Linked DNA regions of Homo sapiens: region 1 is linked to region 2. Evidence: chromatin loops called from intact Hi-C (ENCODE). Cell type or tissue: IMR-90. All regions are shown on one strand. Each heading gives the region's core, and the rest is flanking DNA. Links, peaks and the distances in the headings are about the cores only.

What was found. A loop is a pair of places that touch in the nucleus more often than their neighbours do. Peaks named below come from ENCODE experiments on the same cell type or tissue, not always from the same donor. Only the 100,000 strongest peaks of a DNase experiment are listed, where the experiment ranks them.
Region 1: a loop joins it to region 2, with 2.2 times the contacts of the local background. A loop is called at or near these places in 4 of 110 quality-filtered maps.

What each region holds. Positions count from the first base shown.
Region 1 is chr1:87,217,968-87,228,489 of GRCh38, reverse strand. It overlaps LINC02801 (long intergenic non-protein coding RNA 2801), which reads right to left. Exons shown (of 4, transcript NR_167752.1): 2 at 8,146-8,307. Among named protein-coding and RNA genes, the nearest start is that of LINC02801, 11 kb to the right of the region's middle. In IMR-90, for the core only: no CTCF peak of the experiment used is centred there; DNase peaks (open chromatin) are centred at 1,979 and 4,079; H3K27ac peaks cover 1,593 bases.
Region 2 is chr1:87,147,635-87,158,156 of GRCh38, reverse strand. All of the region lies in intron 2 of LINC01140 (long intergenic non-protein coding RNA 1140), which reads right to left. Among named protein-coding and RNA genes, the nearest start is that of LINC01140, 23 kb to the right of the region's middle. RefSeq lists enhancers at 5,785-6,383, 6,384-6,982, 8,780-9,444. In IMR-90, for the core only: a CTCF peak has its summit at 6,078; a DNase peak (open chromatin) is centred at 8,316; H3K4me3 peaks cover 425 bases; H3K27ac peaks cover 1,215 bases.

The DNA of each region.
Region 1 (10,522 bases), core at 1,015-9,014, 71 kb before region 2:
AAGTGACCCCTCCAAGCATGCTTCTGCAGTCAGATCACCAAATCATGCGGACAAAGTGAGCCTCATGGTGACGGGCATCACCCTGAAGTGGCCCCATAGGCTGCACAGTGCTTTCACGGTTCTACATCTTAGCCTTCAGTCCCCTCTGCCCAGGCACATCTTTCTCTTTTGTCTTTTCTCCCATTGAGTCTCATGCCCTTTTCTACCCCCAATCCTCCTCAACTGGACCCTATGGGCTGCTTCTCCATTTCACCAGGGCGGACACATTTAGTATCCTCTGCAGTTGTCACTGACATTCTGTTTACTCCCTGGAAGGCCTAGTTATTAATGGCACTTTCACCCTTTCATTGCAAATTGCAAAGACCTTCCCCAGGCCCCCAGATGGCCCCTCAGAGAAGACGCTCTGATTCACAACAACAAAATAAAGCAAGACCCAGCTCTTCTTTGGGAAGCTAATTTAAAATCCCCTTGTTCCTCTTTAGCCCCTATCAGTTTTTCTTTCATATAACCACCAAGATTAAAATATAAAGTATATTTTGCTGAGAATCCAACTGTCTCAGGTGGGGGCAGGACCATGCCTGCTGGCTGAAAGGGGCTGCTCCAGGAGCTCTGTGAGACAGCTGGCAGAGGTGGCCTCAGACTGCCGAGCTGTTCCCACAAGGGTCCTCCAGCAGGCAACCTACTCAGCACCCTCCATATCCTTCCAGGGCCACCCATCACCTAGTACCGGGCCCATCCATGGGGAGGGGACATTGTCTCTATTGGATAGATGAGAAGATAGTAGAAACGGTCCAATATCACACCCCTGTAAGTGCCAGAACCAGGGCCAGAAGCTAAATCCATTTAACTCCAGTGACAACAGTGAGTAAAATCTGGAGGCAAATTCCATGAATATGTGTCTTCTCCAACCACCATTGCAGAGATCTACTTTTGGGATTTGATGCATTCCCAAACAGAGACATGAGTTAACCAGAATAGGTGAGCAAGAAATAAAACTAGACATGAAGAAGATATTCACAGTCTGCCTCCTCTTATCTCAAGTGTTCATTTTATACAATTACACTTGTTACCTGATAAATTTAGGTTATACACATTTTAAAAATCCTCCTCTTTCCCTTCATCCTGAACCTGCACCTCCCAACCCTTCAAAAATTTGTCTTAGGTTGAAAATATGGATTTCTTTTTTTTTTTTTAATTTGTTTTCCACTCAGGTCTTGGGCCACAAGATTGGAACCTAGTCATAGAAGGCTTCCCAGCTGTGTGTACACATTGCTTCCATCTTTTTTTTCCTTTTTACCTTTGGACACGTGCTTCAGAAAGCCCATCTGGGTCTTTGTGCTCACCTGGGTTCATATTTGTGGACCGTTTCCACGGCTTTGTCAATTTTCTGTGAATAACAGAGTGTTGTGCATAACAGCAATGGGTCATTAGTCCAATTAAGTCTGCAGCCATTTCAATGGCTTCTGTAGGAGGAGATGGAACACAATATGTAATTTCAGCTTTTCTTGTGATGGTTTTCAATCCTTCCATGAACTAAATCATTATATCAGTTTTTTATTTTTTTTTATATGTCCCATTAAACTACAGAACTGGAACATACTTGTGAATGGTTTCTTTCTGCTTTAACTCAAGGAGTTCCTGACATAACAAAAACTGGTAATTAACTGGCTCAGAGACTTTTACAATAGCCTCTTTAAATAAGTTCCAGCATGCAGCCTCGCCATCCCACTCCACACTGCTGATAGCGCCGCAACGCACCCTCTATTAAACCAGCTATCACTCCTGCCGTCAGCTCCCTCACTCTCCGCCACGCTGTTGTTCTGCCTGGAAATGCCCACCTCTCTCCAGTTTCCCTCCTTAGTGAAGTCATCCCTTGATGTGGGACTCCTCCCTCTCTGTTCTCAGCCAAGCCCTTTCTTCACTCCCTGAGAATTCAACCTCAATAGCATCAGCATCACAGGGCCAGGGCTTCTGAGGTTCATTTTAAATGTAGATGATGCAAGGATTCAGTCCAGAAGAATGTCCAGAGGAATGTCACCCTGGCTCTCAGCCACACGCTGTGAACCCTGATCTGCTACTCCACTTCCGCTTTCTACTACCAGCCTCAGCAAGGAAAGCCCCAGTTTCTTTCTGGAAATAATCCAGTCAGTTCAACAGATTACCACAAAAGCCCCTTCCTGATCTTCCTGCTCCCAAACTTGCCCACCCCACCTACAGCTCCTTTTCCACAAAGCAGCCGTAGTGCTCTTTGAAAATGCAGCATTTCTCCCTAAGGTTTTCATTGCCCTTGGAATAAACCTAATTCCTTACCAGGGCCAGGGTCATCTCTGAACACTCTCCTCATGCTCACTGTGTTCCTACCTCCCTTCTGCTCCTCAAAGCCAAGCCAGCGTAGCTCTGGGGCCTTTGCATCAGCTGCACCCTGGGCCTGCAGTGCCAATTTGCATATGTCTGGTTCCCTCTTGCCTCAGGTCTCCACTCAGCAGTCATCTCCTCTGGGAGCCCTTCCTTCACCACCACCACCACACACACACACACACACACACACACACACACACACACACACACCACAAACCACTGTATCCCTGTATTCTATTATTTACTTTTATTTTTAATAACAATCTCACTCTACAATTATTGCTACAATCCTTTGCCTATCTGTACCTGTGTTTCACCCATAGAATGTAAGCCCCTTGAGAGCAGAGACCATTTGTCTTGCTTGTGTCACATCTGCATCTGCATTTGGCACACAATAGATGCTCAGGAAATATTTCTCGAATGAAGGGTTTTGTAACAGGAGCTGTACGATGCGCAGAAACTCCACCAATGACCAAGACCCCCCCACCTTGGGCTCCACAGCCTAGAGGGGTAAGCAGATAAGAAAATATTATCTGAACTCAAGTACACTTTAGAAGTGCAATGGGGATGCACTGTGGTGGTGAGCTGTACAGGGCCTTGGGGGAGCAGAGCTCTGCCCTTATGTTAAACCACCAAGGTGTGTGTAGATCAAGGATAGGTGATCTTTGGCAGAGGTTTGGTACTGAAACAAAGTGACTGAAGTTAAACAACAAACACCAAACACCAAACTGAAATGAAGGCAGTTCCTGGTTAAATACACCAACTCTGTTAATAACTCACCCTGCTGTGCAAATTTATTAAAGCAGTCTCCAAATAAACAAGTCCTAAAACTAATCAGGAAGTGGAAAAACATAAAAATAATCCCCAGCCCACAACACACAACCATGAAAACAAGAAATAAAGAAAAATCTTCTATATAAAACCCGCGGGGCCAAACTCTGTCCTCAATTAGTGGTGCCGGCTGCCAGCTGAAGTCAATGGAGGTTTTCAGTCCAATAATAGAGGCAAGATTCGGGGCCCACGATGCATTTCATTTACTTTTGGGTAATAAACCAGGAATGTCAAGTAGATGTGCGTGGGCTTCGATGACATGAAACTTAAACCTAACAGCACTATCCTCCATGTTGAGATCCACTGGAGCTCAGGGCAGCCAAGGAGGTTCTACAGTGTTTGTGAAGAGACAACTTGCGTGGGTTGTGCTAGGCATCACTAGGAGGAGGGAACTCGTCTGGCCAGGCCTACACCCTGCCCAGGACTGGCTGCATAATTTGTGGGCCCCAGTGCAAAATGAAAATAACTCCTTGTTCAAAAATAATTAAGAAGTTCAAGATGTTAACAACAGAACATTAAACCAAGTCCAAGGCCCTTCTGAGCACAGAGTCCTATACAGTTGCATAGTTTGGACACTTATGGAGCCAGCCCTGAGTAGGAAAAATTCTGGAACACAAGCTTGGGCTCAGATTTAGAGCTCTGCATCAGTGTCACAGCTGACAATTTTTAAGCACTTCCTATGTTACCAGGAACTGTTCTAAGTGCTTTACCCATATTAACTCACTGATGCCTCACAGCAAGCCCATGCAAAAAGAAGTCCAAGTAGCCCCATTATATATTGAACAAATTGAGCTGCCCAAGGTCATACAGCTTGTAAGTGGCTGAGCCAAGATTCAAACCCACATGATCTAGCTGTTAGCCACCTTCTACTGCTTGTTAGCAGTAGTCATGTTAACTGTGTTAGTCACTCGACACGTCATTGTGTTTCTCTCATTCTAACAAGCCTCTTACTCATATCTCATGAGATTCATTTCCATCACAACCAAGGACTGTCTGAATTAAATTATCCACTTTGTGGCTTGCTACTTGTGTGACTTTGAATCAGTTCTTTGGCCACTCTAAGTTCAAATTTCCTCATCTGAATAAAAGAGATTAAAATAGTACTGATCTCATGATTGAGTTTGTTGAAGGAAAATGCCAGGTGAATAGGCAGTACTCAATAAAATGTTAGCTCCTGCTATTGCTATTATTGTTTGCAAACCTTAAATAGATCTTAAGCTGACTGTAATAAAATAATAGTTACCATGTATTGAAACTTATCATATACCAGGAAATTTACATAGATCATATCATATATTACTACAAACCTAATGAAGGACACCAAGATAACTAAATAGGGAAAGAATATTCTTTTTAACAAATGATGCCAGGACAATGACATATCCATATATGTACAAAATAATAAAGGTAGACCCCTTCCTCACACCATATACAAAAATTCAAAATGGATTATAGACCTAAATGTAAGAATCAAACTATGAAACTCTTAGAGAAAAACATAGGACTGAATCTTTATAATCTTGGGCTAGGCAATGGTTTCTTATACAGGGCACAAAAAGTACAAGCTACAAAAGGAAAAAACAGAAAAATTGAACTTCAACAAAATTTTGAAATTTTGGGCAACAGAGGACACCATTAGGAAAGTGAAGAGAACCCATAAAATAGGAGGAAATACTTGCAAATCATATATTTGATGAGGAAATTGTATCCAGAATATAAATAATTCTTATAACTCAACAATAGAAAGACAACCCAATTAAAAATTAGCAAAGAATTTTAATAGACATTTCTCCAAAGAAAATATACAAATGGCCAATAAGCACGCAAAAGATCTTCAATATCATTTGTTGTTAAAGAAATGCAAATAAAAATCATAATGTGATACCACTTCACACCAAGATGGCTAAAATCAAAAGGACAGAATACAACAAATTTTGTCAAGGATGTGAAGAAATGGAAACTCTTATTTATTGTTGGCGGGACTATAAATGGTACAACTGCTTTGGAAAATAATTAGATAGGTTCTCAAAAAGTTAAACATACAATTACCTTCAGTTCCAGCAATTCCACTTTTAGGCATATACCCAAGAGATTTGAAGATAGATAATTCAATACAAAAGCTTGTATACAAATGTTCATGGCAGCATTATCCATAATTGCCAAAGAAAACCCAAATGTCCATACACTGATGAATAGATAAACAAAATATGGTATATTCATACAATGAAATATTACTCAGCAATAAAAAGGAATGAAGTACTGATACATGTAAAAGATTGGATGAATCTTAAAAACATTATGTTAAGTAAAAGAAGCCAGTCACAAAAACCACATACTGTATGGTTTCTTTTACATGAAATGTCTAGCATAGACAAATCCAGAGAAACTGAAATAAGTGGTTGCTGGGAGGGATAGGGGAAAGGAGGAATGGAGAGTGACTATTAATGGGTATGAGTTTCTTATGGGGGTGATGAAAATATTCTGGAATTAGATAGTGGCAATTGTTGCATGACTCTAAATATACTAAAAAATCACTGACTGAAATCACTTTAAAAGGGTGAAATGTTATATAGTATGTAAATTATATCTTGAAGAAGCTGTTATGAACAACAAAACCCCCAAATCCTAATAAGGTAGGTTTCATTTTCCCTGTTTGGTAGACAACGAACTGAGATTCAAAGTGGGTAAGAAACTTTCTTAAGGTCAAAGAGCAAGGCAATAGGAGCTACTATTGAAACCTACATGCATCTCATTTCCACATCTACGCCCTTCATTAAACTGCTTCCAAAGCTCTGATAACAACAACAACAACAACAAAAAATCCTTCTCAAAACAAGAAAGAGGTTCCAGCCACATTTGGTTTAGATCTGAGGTCACTTAATTCAAGCCTCATTTTCTCAAGTCCTTTACCGCCAGCTTGATCCTAGGCCCCGGGCAGATGGGTGTGTGGTGAGACACATGGGAAGCCTATGAAAGGTCATAAACTTATGTCAGTCTGGCCACTGACCCAGACTGTGGCCTACTGGCTCTGATGGAGAAGTCTATCCCAAAAATCAATAGTAATGGCAGTGGCTCAATTCAATTGCTCACGAATCCCCATCCATCATTAGGACAGCAGAATGGCAATGCTGGCCTTGCTAGGACCTAGTCTTTCACATTTACAGGCTTCATGCAAGTAGATGGCCCTTTCACCCTTAATGATTCCCTATGTCAGAGCACTGACACGTCTCCTAAAGCAATACTCAATATTTACTCCTATTATTATACATTGTATTTACTATGACCTGTATATCATAATTATCCACTGACCTGTCTTCTTCTACTCCCTCTTCAGTGAGATTCTTAAAGAAAGGACTGTGTTTCATTCATTTAAAAATTTTCCACACCATAGAAACTTCCCATCACGTATTAACAAAAGTTCTAGTACCATTTCCTATGTGTATACTGTATACTTGCTGAGTGTCAGGCTCTAGCCTAAAGTTTTATGACAGTGATCATATTTGATTCTCCCAACAACTCTATGAGGTAGAGACTATCACAATCCTGATTTTACAGCTAGTAAATGGCAGCCCAATAAATCTCCTTAAACTTCTGTGAACCGTATTCTTGGTCAGTATAAACGCTATTCTTTCTGGGTCACTCCATAAAGACATGGGATATGTTTTCATTGATTCAGATCTTGCTGTATATGTACACCCTTAGCAAACATAGATGCTGGGCAGGGTGGTACCGACTGGGACATGACAGGCAGACAGCCCTGTCTTGGATCTGATCATAAACATCACGCCAGGGGTCAGCTGCCTAAATTCCAATCTTTCCATTCAGAAGGCAAGTTTATACAATTGCATACTTGAGAATTACCTCCATTAGAATTTGTTACTACACTAACGCAAAGTGAGAAATGGTATTGTGTTTTTAAAGTCCGAGTAATTTTGTTGAATGCCTTTATTCCCATTTTGGAGAGAGATTGGAATGTTTTCCCACCATGTGGGGCTATTTTACTGACTAAGGGCTGTGGCACCCACAGTCTGATGGTTTGTAACAATTTTCTGGGGTTTAGGAAATCACCTTCAGTGACTAAGTCAAGCCATTAAAAAATGGGACTATTCCTCTATTCACAACTGGCTGAAGAATTTCAGGTGTTTTACTCACATCCCAAGCATTCATAATGTCAGTGTTTAAAACCAGCTTTTCCAGTCAAAACCCTCAGCCAGGACTTGAAAGGGGATCTCAAGTTCTCTCTTTGTGATGTCAGCCATTGCAGGATTCTCACACCTTTATCAACTCTCCACAGCACTCCTAAAGGCCCTTTTTAATGGGCCTTCTGCTTCAACTTCACACTCAGGGACAGAATTTAAGACATGGGTTCTCACTAGGTGTACCTGTGAACACTGAATAAGGCATGAAATATCCCTGTGGCCACCTTCTGCTGTCTTGGCCTAAAACTCCATCTTAGCTCATCGTTTGTGCCACGTGCAACGAGGTCACCCACACTTTGCTGTTGTTGCCTGTTCTCCCTTTACCTTACCACCGGAAAGTGGGGTTTTCTTGTTGTGGTGATGGTTTTTTTGGCAGGGGGGATCAGTTTTTGTGTCAGTTTTGGCTTGGGACATGTATTTGTTTTGCTTTCTTTCATATGGTAGAGGGAGGGCTATGAAATGGAGCTTCTGCTTTCTTTACTGATTCTCTCTTTTCTTGGACCCTGTCTCTCTTCCACTGTCTGGTGCTCCATCTTTCCTAACCAGCATCCTCATACTACCAGCTGGTTCTCTTACGCCTACACACACTGGCCAGGTAGACATGTGGGGAGAAGAAGCAAGAGAATATTTGAGCCAGTCAAGACCAGAGCAGGCTGGTAGTTAGTTTGGAGAAGCTGTAGCTGTTGAGGGTAACACAGATGCCAGCCAGAGGCTCCCCAGCTCTTTGTGGGTATGAAGAAAATTGACCAGAACTTACCTCCCACCCATTCTGTGGCCTTTGGAAACCCAAAGCTCTCCTCCAGATTGCTGCCACTTCCAAGGGACCTCTTCTCAAGGTTTTCAGCTCCAATTTCTGAACCAGCTACCTTTGTCCCACACATATCAATCCCAGTGTGGAATCCGGTACTTTCTTCCTTTTCTGCAATCAAATGAAAATATCCTTCACCCAGCTCTTGCTCAGTTTTATAAACTTTACTGAACCACCCCAGGCAGGTTTCTGCTCTCTCCCTCCACTTCCTGTCTTCACTTCTAGATTCCATTCATCCACTTATCATGCCCAGCAGCTGCCTTTGCCCCAGGGGCCTGGGTGCCAGTCCAGGCTCCTCTCCCCAAGCACCCATCAGTCATCTCTTGGAACCAAAGACTCTTTTCCCTTAAAGAAACTCTGTTGTCAATTATTATAAAATTTTCTCTATCTTGTTACCCTGGAAAACCTTGGGACTGTTCAGAACACGGGAAGAGGGAGTGTTCTGCTGAGACGTCACTGGGAGCAAACGAAGTTACGTAAGAGAGAGTGAGGGCAAGCAGGAACTGAACAGGCAGATTAAGACATGGGCTGCACAGATGGCCAAATAAGAAAGGGAAAAGGAAGAGAGAGAGTTCAAGGAGAGGAAAAACCAGTCTTTGGGGGTCTGCAGGAAAACCCCTCTGAAAAAGACATCAAGGCAAGGGCAGCAAGAAAATCTTTCACCAGAGCTAAGCCAGCAGAACTATTTCTCAGCACTGTGGAAACTCACAAGCACTCACTACCAGTGTAGCTGGGAATCTAGGCCTCCTAGGATGCTGGCATCTTATCTGACACTCTTCACAGGAAGGCCCTGCTGCAGAAATGAGGCGAAGCTCAGCCTCCAAACTTTGAGATCCTTGAGTCTTGCAAGAAGCATTGATGGTTTTTAGTTTCCCTGAGCATCATCCCCTCCCTGCAACCTCATGAGCTGATCTCAGCAACATTGTTTTCACTCAATGCAGGTGGGGAGTGTTGGGTTCTAGTTCTGATTGAACAATTAGCTAGCTGTGTGGCCACAGGCAATTTTTTGACTTTCAGTTTGAGTCTCTGTTTCTTTACCTGTCAAATGTAGACAATAACACTGGCCTCTTAGGGCTGCCTTGAGGACTACAGACAATCTATAACAGGTATAACAGGTACAGGGTCTGACACACAGTAGGGGCTCAGTAAAGGGCAGCTGGTTCTGCATACAAATGGATATGAATCATTCATGTTTAATTATTATTGCAAACAATAACAAATGTAGTATGTCCCATTAATTTTATTGTAAGTTTTATTTCACTGTGATCAGTGATGTGTTGATAAATATATACTAACAATTATAGTTAAATCACAACTAGATCCCTGATTTGTATCATTTGCTGATTTCCATGATGTCAATACTACCACCCTGGCCGATTTCTAACTACCAATGTGATGGTAGTTAGAACTCTGGGCACAGAGTTGGGAAGAGAATGGAGCAATCAAGAGTCATGTGACAGGCCCAGGGCGCCTCTGACAGTAGTCTCAAATCTGCTCAGATGTATTCAGATGTCACATATTGGTGCTTACAAATTAAGTCATGCACTTACAACTAAAAAAAAAGGAAATATTGTACAGCATTCTCACTAAATCAAGAAGAGCCTCCTTAGAGGAAACAGAGATTGCTCCTTTAGTTCCCCATATGCCCCTAATTCCACATTCTGCCACTCCTTGGTCACCATTTGAGTGTTCGTAATTTTTAAATTAACAAACCCCTGAGGGGTGTGTGTGTGTGTGTACACGTGTGTGCACGGGAACTGAGCTTTTCCCACCTCTTCTCTGACTATCCACATAAGTATGGATTATATTTGCAAATCAGCCTTGACTAAACTCTTATAATAGCTTGTAATATCAATTTAATGATAGATAAAATAAAGGAAAATTACATTCTCCTTCATTTAAACACTAAGCCCTTTTAATTGTTTTATTAAAAAACCTCATTTCCCCCCGTAATTGTCAATATATTTCCATCACCCCAGGAAATAAAAAGGCTCCTTTCAGGGGCAATTTTAACACCTGTAAATCCCCCAGATGGTAGAATGAGTCTGTAAGAGCTAGAGAGGAAAAGCGTTTGTTTTATAGTCTGGCAGTTTCTCAGTTTGCTCTTTATTTTTTTAAATCCTTTCATTGCATTTTTGACTAGTGTTGGATAAATAATGTTTGGATTAAAAAATCCTACTGTATGATTGTACTCAGCATTCTTGCTACCAGTTTCCCAGATTCCACATTGAATAATATATCTCTGTCTCCATGTAACACTTTGGATGGTCACATACAGAACTGGAGCGACCCAGAAGATCATCTCACTCCAACTTTTACTTTGCAA
Region 2 (10,522 bases), core at 1,768-9,767:
TAATGGTCTTCCAATTTCAGAAGTTCCAATTCAAAGAGTCGGACTGTTCAGCTATGTTACCTCCTTGAGAAACAATACAAATACATTTATTAAGAAGCCAGAGCTTTGCTATATTATAAATAGTTCTGAATTAAGGTCCCTTCCCAAAATGCCTACTCTTCCAACAGGTGCAATATTACACCATCTGCCCAACAAAAGAATCTAAATGTCACTAACTTCAGAAGAAAATGTAATTGACTGCCTAGGACCCTAGTTTATTATGATATTTAATAACTTGTACTTATATAGCATGTAGGGGCATAAAAGGTGTTATAAATGTTAACCCTCTAATTCACACAATAACTCCTTAGAAAGAGAGAAAGCGTGACACTCCCTTTTTAACAGATCCATTCATTCAACAAACATTTATTGGGTTCCTACATGCTAAGCATTGTAATGATGTAGAAATTTGGCTACATGGAGTTTGATTCAGGCTGTTGGGTGCCTGCCTGCTCCCCCAGACACAATGAGAGCCTCCCAAGAGCAGGAACCATGACTTTTTCTCTCTGAAGTCTTAGAGCCCAAAACTGCACCTGGAAAGAAGTTTTATTCCATAAATATTTATAGATTTTTTAAATTAAATACCCAGCATTACCTATAAGTCTTTGCTACCATTATTAAAAAACATAAACCCCAAAACTCTTGACTTCTGAGGCATTGCTAGCCACTGGACCTTATTTCCTGTGGAACCCCATAATCTCCTCTTTGAGATGGTAAAACATTCACTCATCCTCTGAACACTGTGAATTGTGTGCAATTTCCACAGCCCTTTGCATTTACTGGGTACAAGGTAGAGGCTGAGACGGGCCCCACACTAAGAGCTGCTCTTTTCTTAAAGATTTTTGGCTTCTATGAAGATTTTTATGTTGGAAGGAAAAATAGAACTCTGGATCTAGAAATCACTCCAAGTCAATATCCTCTTGGTAGTCTGGGTTGGGTGTGGGAAAGTTCCACTTGGCGGCTCTGAGGTCCCAACTACTATCAAATGGCTAGCACAAAAGAGAAACAAATTGGATATTGAGCATCTCTCTGACTCAGGTCTTGGGGTCTCACTGTGTTGGTGAGATCATGCTCTAGTGAGATGCTTCACAGGTATCTGGTAATTTAACCAACTTGTACAGGGTCCAAAACAAAGCCATCTTGTGCCATAGCAAAGTCCCGGTGAACTGGAGAAGGAGACACTTACGAGTGTGTGCCTAAATTGTTCACCTTCTACCCCGCCCACATCCCAATGTGGATGCCATTAAAAATCTCAATTGCTAATATCTGGAAGGTATCCTGCGCTCTCAGAACTAAGGCCAGGGTGTCATCTGTCTCTAATCATGAAAGCAGACTCTCTCCAAGCCTGAAGACTGAAGTGGCACCAAAAGTCTCAGGTGCTCCAGCCCAAGCCTGGTGCTATCACCCTTGGGACAGTCACAGCAGATGGTCCATTTTCACAAATGTCAAAAATCAGGCTCCAGACACTCACGAGGCCAGAGCACACCCTAAATTAGCTGTCGGCCACTTAAATCATACAGGTTACACTTTCTCTTTACCTTTTGCTCCCTAACGTTGCTCAGTGAATGACTGTATGAACTGTCGCTCTCCAAAGAGCTTCAAACGAACTCCATGTAAACAGTGCATCTGAAGAGGCCCACAGAACTTGAAAGAAGAGGACTTGGCTTCCCTCGTTCTTTGAAAAATATATCCTGTATCCCTTGGCTGGATCATACAGAAAAAGAAATCTGAGTTTCTTTCTTCTGCTCTTCCGGGGAGGAGGGTGGCACAGTCTGTCTATGGCTGAGCCCACAGTTGTACATGAAAGTTAATATTTCCAGGGCCCTGCGTGGGATACCTTTCCCAGAATTCATGTTCTCCATGGGAAACTGAAATAGCGCGTGACAGTTGCCCTAAGTAGATTTAAATAATTAAATTCAAAAATTCTCAAACCACTTGCTGTTTCAAATTTATTTCTTTAATAACAGCTCAGACTCAGCAACAGACTGGATTAAGGTTTCATTTATTGGAAATTTAAGGTATATCCAGCTCTGGGTGTTGTTTTTAAGTATTTAAGGGGAAATTTGTGCTGGGTGAAAATGAAGAGACTGCAGCATTATAAATTCATTTCCTCTATTAGAAGCAGGGCTGCGCCTGCACGCTGCAGCTGTTCCAGGAGGCAGTCCCGACAGGCTGGAGGGCGAGCCGGGAGCAGACAACCCTTTGTTTCCCCAGTAGGGGAGATTTGGCCAGTCCAACACCCTCGGCAAGAACGATTTCCTCAGTGGCGCCAGGCAGTTGGGCAGGATCATCTGGGGTGGTTTTCATGTGGCAAAGTAAAGCATCCTTTGGGATTCCAGGGCAACTTCTAAGGGATCCATTTGCATCTGTGACCTCAAACCATGCCGTGCCCCAGGCCCCAAAGATGGGAGGCTGCCATGGCCTGAGCCTAGTTTGCTGACCTCTGAAATAACCCATCCTGAGACATTCAGCAAAGCCTCAGAAAACAGGTGTTACATTGCAGGTAACAGCCCCACGGTACTTACTATTCATGCTAACAATTTTACAAACAAGTGAGTTTCTTATACATTCATCGCCACCCCCAGGCATTCATATTCTTTTTAAGTACAGAAACCTTAATTAGATTTTGACCACAGACCCGGATTTGACTTACCCTGACAGGGTTTCCATTAGTGTAATCTGTGGGGGAATTCGCTGTTTTAACATCTGTGTGCCTGAGGCCTATCTCACATTTACTGCAAAACTCTGAAAAGCCTCCCTTGTATGGCTGTATGTTTCCTCATGCTCCCAATTTCACAGAAGTCATTTCAGCACCAAACGGTAATTAGCAAAGGGATGGGCCTCAGCTGACATGAATGCAATTTATTGTTTTCCACGAGGCCCTGAACCAAGCAAACAAAGAACACAGTCTAGCTGTCTGGCATTTTATTAACTTGTATTGTGCGGTGCACCTTACTGAAGGGAGATCTTCAAGAGAAATTCAGCAGTTTGTGTGTGGCAACACACAGACTTTGGAAGAATATTAATTTCAGTTCAATTAGGCAAGTTTTGTGGTACCTCAGCCTGTAATAGAGGACAGCCACTTTTATAATTATCTTCCATATTAACTTTATCATCACCAGACTTCTGCATAAATTCAACCTTTCATCTTTAAAATGCCAACACTTCTTCAATTTTGGCAACCGTACAGCACTGCTAATTATTTGCTCATTATGTGTGGTTAACTGATGAATCATTAATAAATGAATGAATGGCTAATATATTTTTATGGTAATTGGAGATATAACTGATTGCGGACTTCCTTAGCTTCTCAAAACGGCACTGAATGAGCAGTGGCTGCCTAATTGTTTACAGATGATATTTATGCCCCCACCCAGCATTTCCCACAGTTGTGGTTTATCCCTGGCATATTCTCATCAGTCCAGGGTGGCGGCTTGAACCAGTCTGGGCAGAGGGGAGTGGGCGGCAGCATAACCGAGCTTCCCTTATTGTGTTTCTGTCACCTCGTTTGTTTCAGCTCAGCTGACACGTAACCACGTACGAGCCGCATGACCATTTGCTAGCAATTCAAACAGTGCTTGTGGACTCTATTTGACTAGCCATTGGCAGGGCCACAGCTATGACACTGCTGTGGTTACCCCTAGTCACAAACACATAAAGACTCAGATGCTGACACACAAAGACTCGGGCCATCCAACTGCCACCTGTCTTGCCTGGCACACCCAAAGGAGCAGTGGCCAGTGGCCACCCAGCGTGGTGTCTCTGTGGTTGAAGAGTTAAAGGGGACCCTTTGCAAAGTTTGACTGGGAGACTGGAGTCCAATTTGCACCACTGACTGAAGTCCAGAAAATAAAATCAACCAGAGATCCTTTAACTCCATTCACTGACTCACCATTCCACAGCTGGTTAACGTGTTTGGAGATTAACTGCTGAATTACAAAAATTATATTTATCATGCTGCAAATCAGTCAGCACCTATAGGTTAAAAACAAAGAGTACGTATTTGTTGACAATTCTTGTGAAAATGAAAGATAGAATACTTGCCAAATAAGGCTTGTTTAGCTTCACACAAACAGACGGAAGATCAAGTTAAAAATGCAAAGGAGATTACCAATTCTTAATTATAATTATTTAACCAGGTGGGTAGTTTCTCCTAATGAACATTTCCATGAAAACAGAATAACTAATGACAGTCTTAAAGAAGCCTTTGTCTTTCCATGTACTAATGATCACATTTATAAATATGCAGCAAGGCCCCCGTGTACATTGCTAATGATAAGTAATTAAGTACCAGGCGTGGGAAGCCAGTGAAAAGGGTCATGTTAATGCAAGAGAGGAAATTAAAAATGCAATAAAATAAGTTGCCTAGAAAAGATTAAATAAACTTCTGGCTTCTCCTTCTTCCAGACGTAAAAGAACAGTTTCCCCATTCTTGTAGTGAAGCCATGGCAGGCCATTCAACAGCTGGTTATCAAGTCAGACAGTACCAAGTGATCCACTTGCTTTCTACCTCCATCCCCATTTTATCCTGCAGGATTTCAGGCAGAGGGTGTGGCTCAAAGTAAAAGGCATTTTGGGTCACCAAAGGAGAAGATGAGCCCCTTGGAAAAAGGAAACAGTTGGCCATCACAGATGGATACCTTCCACTGGCTAATTAAATAGGACTTTGGTTGCTGTTGCTAAAGTACCACTTGTTTATAAAACTGTGTTGACCAATCTGGGTTTTTTTCTTGCTTCTGGAAGAAAAAGAGAGGACAAGATCAGTGCCTTTTCCAGTAGAGCAGAATAACCTTCTCATGTTGTTGGCTTCCCCAGCAGACTGCAGACTCCTGGAGGGTAAGACCACGACTCTGTGTTATTAGACACTGTAGCCCTCACACCTAGCCCTGCACAGAGGCCGTGAATGTTTAATAAACACTGGTTGAATAAGTGAATGAATGAATGTTCAAAATAAACCATCCCTAAGCCAAGGAGCAGTTTGTCCAAGAGCCCTGTCACATCGCTCCCCATCCAAGCAGCCCTGCCACCCAAACGCTGGCCCACTCAAAAGATGTAAGGGCTTTCTGTCATTCACTTACTGAGAAAGGCACTGATTCCTTCTTCAACATATCATCATCAAAAGGAACAGAAATTTGAAGCTTTAAGGAAAAAAAAAGGTCTTTGCAAAAAAAATCATATAGTTGGTTGTCAGACTCCTGTTTAGGAATTGACTAGGAATCCCAGCATCTCTTTTGAGCATTAAAGACACACAAAATGAATAAGGGCCTTCTTGGCAAAAGAAAAGGGACTTATATTTGGATCTCCAAAGCTCTTAAATAAGAGCAATTTTGATTTTTTTTTAAAGTATCTTAGTGAAGCTCTCAAACCACTGAAGATTTTTTTCTTTCAAACGTTTCGAACTCGTTGATCTCAAGTCTCTCCAGACCTCCACATTCCCTAACTGTTCTATGTGGTTAATCCCTGAGTGGGGGGAATCTAATTTTCTGCGGCTGCAGTCTCGGGTTAACAAGAAGGCAACCTTGATCTGAAGAAAATAGCAACCCACGAAAATCTAAACCTTGGCTGGCGATTTGGGGTAGCTTTTCTTGTTTAAGTTTTCTCCCCTTTTTTCTTTAACAAGTTTAAGAAACAAGTCATAAGGCAGAAAATCTAGGGTTTGGCTGTCTCTGCCCTGTTTTAAGGCTCCTTCTGAATTCAAATGAATCATTTCCTTTTACATAAAATCTTCAACGAGGCCACACTTCTTTTGTTATCAGAGTGTTGTCATCGGCAAGCCTGCTCGACTCTCATAAAGGCAATTTAGTACCTGACATTCGAGCAACGTGTGCGCGGGCCTGGATTTGCCTTACAAATAAGGGCTGCCAAGGAAACCTCTGGGGAGGCCGGCGGCCCTGCTCGGGGACACCTAAGGTGCATCTTTCATCAACTTCTCCGACAGGCCTTTGCTTCCCAGGGCGTGCTGTTCTGTACACAGCCGCCTTCCCCTCCCGAGAAAGTTCAGGACGGCGGCGGGGCCACTCTGCAAGCTTATCCTGACCCCCAGCGGTCGACCCTGTCATCGGGCCCGCACCGGGTCCCTCTCTCGCTGCCGGGCAGAGGCGAGCACCGCCCTGAGGTTCCCTGGATCCCAGGGACCCAAGCACCATTCGCTTTAATTGACAATTAAAACAAACTTCGGTTCTCACAAGAATCAACCGAGTGAAATTTCACAACTGCAAGTTTCACAATTCAATTCCCTTGAAGCAAAACCAACAGTTTCCCTGAGGTTTCACTCCACACCTCTCCATTTGTTGTTTAACTTCCCCCTCAAGTTTCTCTTCCCACACACAATTTTATTTTCAAGTCAGTCATGGAAACAGTTTAATTATGTTTCTGGGGGTCCCCGCATCCTCCCTGCCCCGGTGCTGAGTCAGCGCTTCCGCGAGCCCCAGGATGAGGACTCCAGCGAGCGCATGTTTATTAACAGAGCAGCGTGGCGCTCCCAGCGACCAGGGGGGCCCCCCCGAGGTGGCTATTTATGGCTTCTGCCCACCGGCCTGCCTGTTCAAGCTGTTTCATATTGTCAGCCACCGGAATCAAACAACCTGAAATAAGGCCTCCGCGGCCACGAATAGAATGCAGTCAGCAAACAACGTCCGACCCCGGCGGTAGAGTCGCCGGATTTAGCAAGTAAAAATACAAGATGCCCAGTTAAGATTGAATTCAGATAAACCACAAATACATTTTTAGTATAAGTATGTCCCAAATATTGCAAGGGATATGTTTGTACTAAAACATATTTGTGGTCTATCTGAAATTCACATTTAACTCGGGGCCTTCTATTTTATCTGGCAATCCTACCCAGTAGAGAAAGGAGAGGTTCTGTTTTATGGTTTTACAGCTCAGCTTCTGAGCAGATCGGGATAGTTCAGGGGGCCTGGGCCTCTCCTAAGAGTTAGGTGAGACTTATTTTTAAACGGTAGGAAAATAGTCCGAATGTGGATTCTCGGAGCCTCTCTGGAGGCTCAGACCTCCCTGGACATTGCCCCCCTTCTCAGTCCTACCCTCTTCTCTCCCTCCCTGTCTCTCTCCACTGTGGAGGCAGGACCCTGTCCTGAAGGGTCCCGTTCCCACGGTCAACCTTCCCAGTCAGCCTCAGGTGTCCTAGCTCGCAGATGTTGAAGCAAAAGTCAAAACCAAGGTAACTCTTTTTAGGGGGTAATAGATTTAACTGCAGCTGGGTCTTCAAGGGACAGGAGTAGCCATATTCTGAACTGCTATTTGTATCTACTGAAATGTAAACATTAAAAAAATTTAAAAAAAAACAAGTTTGAATTACTATCTTCCTTTAAAAAAAAAAAAGGCTACGGCCTTGGGAATACTGTACATATCTGTTACCGACAATTCTGAAAACCACCTCTGCAAGCCTGTCAGTTAAACCAAATGTTAAATGGAAAATATTTGGCGGGATTTAAAATTAGACCCGCACACATTACTTACAGATGTTTCCATGCAAAACACTTGAAACTGAACCACACCAAGTCATAAACCCCACAATGGTGTATTTTTTATACCCCAAGTTAATTTTTATTATATAAGTAGCCATATGAAGAAGGTATTGCATACAGCTTAAATTAAATACGGAGGAATGAAATCAGCAGTATCCCTTTACAGCATATGGCCCAGCAAATCAAATTACAAAGCTTTCCACATCTCATTAACTGCAATGAGTACAGTGAGTTTTCTAATAAGTCACATCTTTTTCATGTGAGTGGTGAGCAGTGACTTATTGTAAGAATTCACAGGATGACCCTTGTGCTGAAATTAAGAACTAATCTAAAATGGGCAGGGTCATCTGGTCAAGACTGATCATAACATTTCCTCATTATTGTTTTAGTTGGCATTGAAGCATATGTTTTCCTGGTGCCCCAGCTGAAAAATGCCTTTGATAATTTCACTGACAGCAAATAACCCACACACTGCCATTTAATGAGTTTGGGCAGGATTAGCTGACAATAAAGAATATAGTATAAATGTTTTTATTAGAACAGATTTATTTTTTAGCTGGGAAAAAAAAAAGAAGTCACATGGAAATGCTGAGCTGATTTCTACCCTTGTGATAGCGATCGCCCTGTTAGTGATGCAGGTGAAGAGGCAGAAGCTGCACGAAGCCCAGGGCTGGCCAAGACAGTGCCTTTAGGCTACAAATGGTGAAAGGCAAATTCCAGCTGGAACCTATACTCAGATGTCTGGTTCCTCCTTTGCACAACAAGAAAAAAAATACTTCTACAATTGCTCATCATGTGGCCTTTGGTTGAGATGAATTACCAATTTACAACCTCTTGTGTTTGGAGAGAAGCAAACTGTGCTCTTTTGAGGCAAGAATCAGGAACCTAAAATCATTTAAGCTTTCTTGTTTATAAGGCCAGAGTGAGGCCAAAAATCCATTTTCCTCTGTGCTCTAAGCCCTTTCAATGACGAGTTTCTCACCATCTGCACTAATAAATATGGACTGGTGTGTGTATAACCATACACTGAGGAGAAGGGAAGAGTGAAAGGATTTTAAATGATTGCAAATTGCTCTCCTGCTGAGATAACAGCAGTTTGCATGTGAGCCTCAGTTGTCACACATTAAGAATGGGCATTTGGCTTCTTTTCACACAGCTGCGAGAGAGAAGGGGTAAGTTTCAGAACAACTAGAGAGAAAAGCGGTCTGTTGTTCTTAGGGAGACAGGCTTTCTAGTGGCATCTTGCCCAGAAGCTCTTGCTTCGCAGCTCCAACCATGGGGACTGGAGACAGGATAAGCAGACCAGTCCCCAGAGCTGGGAGCAAGGGGAATCACTGAAGCCCTGAAACAGGATCATAAGCCTCAAGGCTCAGCAGAGATCAAAGGGATCAAGAATGGAAACAAGGCCAGAGGATTGAAGTAGCCTGGTGTGTAACAAAGTGATCCTTGAGTTAAGGTCAGTTTCTTGGGAAGACTTGGAGGCTTAAGACTCATCCGTAGGCACAAGTGGTCACAGGGAAAACTCTGTCTTGGGAAGATGCAAACAGCAGTCTAAGAAGGTGGTGTAGGTTAGTAGAGGCGGACAGTGAGTGTGCCATAGGAAGAGTAAGGCCACTGAGGCAAAAGCCAGTCATCCAGGGACCCTGGAGCCTGACTAGACTCAGAGGTCTCCTCCCAGCCAGAGAGAAGTGACTCCCTGTTCCTAGCAAAATGTAATGGGCAACTGTGGAAGCTTCAAAGAGACTGTCCGGTGAAATAGGGAAGTGTCTCAACAGTAGAACAGCAGCCACAGTGAAAGTGGAGTGCCCACGCCATCAGAAAGTGCACTTTAGGAAATGCTGAGGAGCGTGAGAAGACCCCTTGGTCAGAACACTTCCAAATACATCCTCCAACAGAAGGACCTCCAACCTGCCCCAAGGTGGGGCTGTGAAACCCAGTCACCTACCTCTCCTCTCAAGTGATCAACATGGGAGGGGAAGGGACCCTGGGAAGCAAGGGGGAGTAGGAAGTATCAAGTCAAGGGAGGAGAAGGAAAGTGGGAACTGAAATGGAGCAAAGCATCAGCCGTTGAGCCCAGACAAGGCAGTGGGATGAGCCAGGAAGACAGGCTGGAAAAGTCACCCGAGGAGGTGAGACTCCTAAGAAATACCTGTGGCTGAGCCCATGGGAGGAGAAGGCACTGTTAAGGGTGCCAAGCCTTTAGGACACCCAGGGGAAAACGTGGGGAAGCAGGGAAGGTAGGGGAAGGGAGAGTCTGCCATTAAATACATGACCAATCCCTGGTGAGAAGGAACGGCTAGCTACCACCCAAAGCAACTGTTCAGGATTGTGGACTCATACAGGGTTCACTCTTAGTGTTGTCTTAGGTCCTCAACACAAAACCTATATTAAAGCCTTTATCACCTAATTTCACCCTTCAGTTGTAATTGAAGCTTCCAAGCCTAACACAGGCCCTGGTTACTTAAACTGGAACCAAACAAGGAAAATCCCCGAGTATTGCTAGGTAACAATAACAAGTAATATTTGCACCACTTTACAGTTTACAAAGTGTTGTCATCATTTTTCTCATTTGCTCTTCATTACCAGGCTGTGAAGAAGGCAACTTACCCGTAGCTAGGAAGTAAAAATGGCCAGATCGCAGACCAAAGTCTTCAGATTCCAAGCCCAGTGTAACTTTTATTACAGCAAATATCTCTTATATACTGGTCAAATAACACTCTAAAATGCTCTGGCAGTCTGAGGAAATATCCATGTTGTACTCCTGGGGGAAGGTATTCAGGGATTAAACCAAAGTTCTCCAGAAGAGACCATCCTTCCCTTACACCTTAGAATATCTCCAGATCTAAAGTGTGTGTTGGAGGCATTCTGCCTCCATTCCTCCCTGACTGGTGCAGATGGAACAACGTTGCCGAGATGACATTCTTCAGAAACATGCTTTCTAGGACCCTCTTGGTAACTGCTCATTGACTATACTTGGAATAAGAGCCATAGTTGTT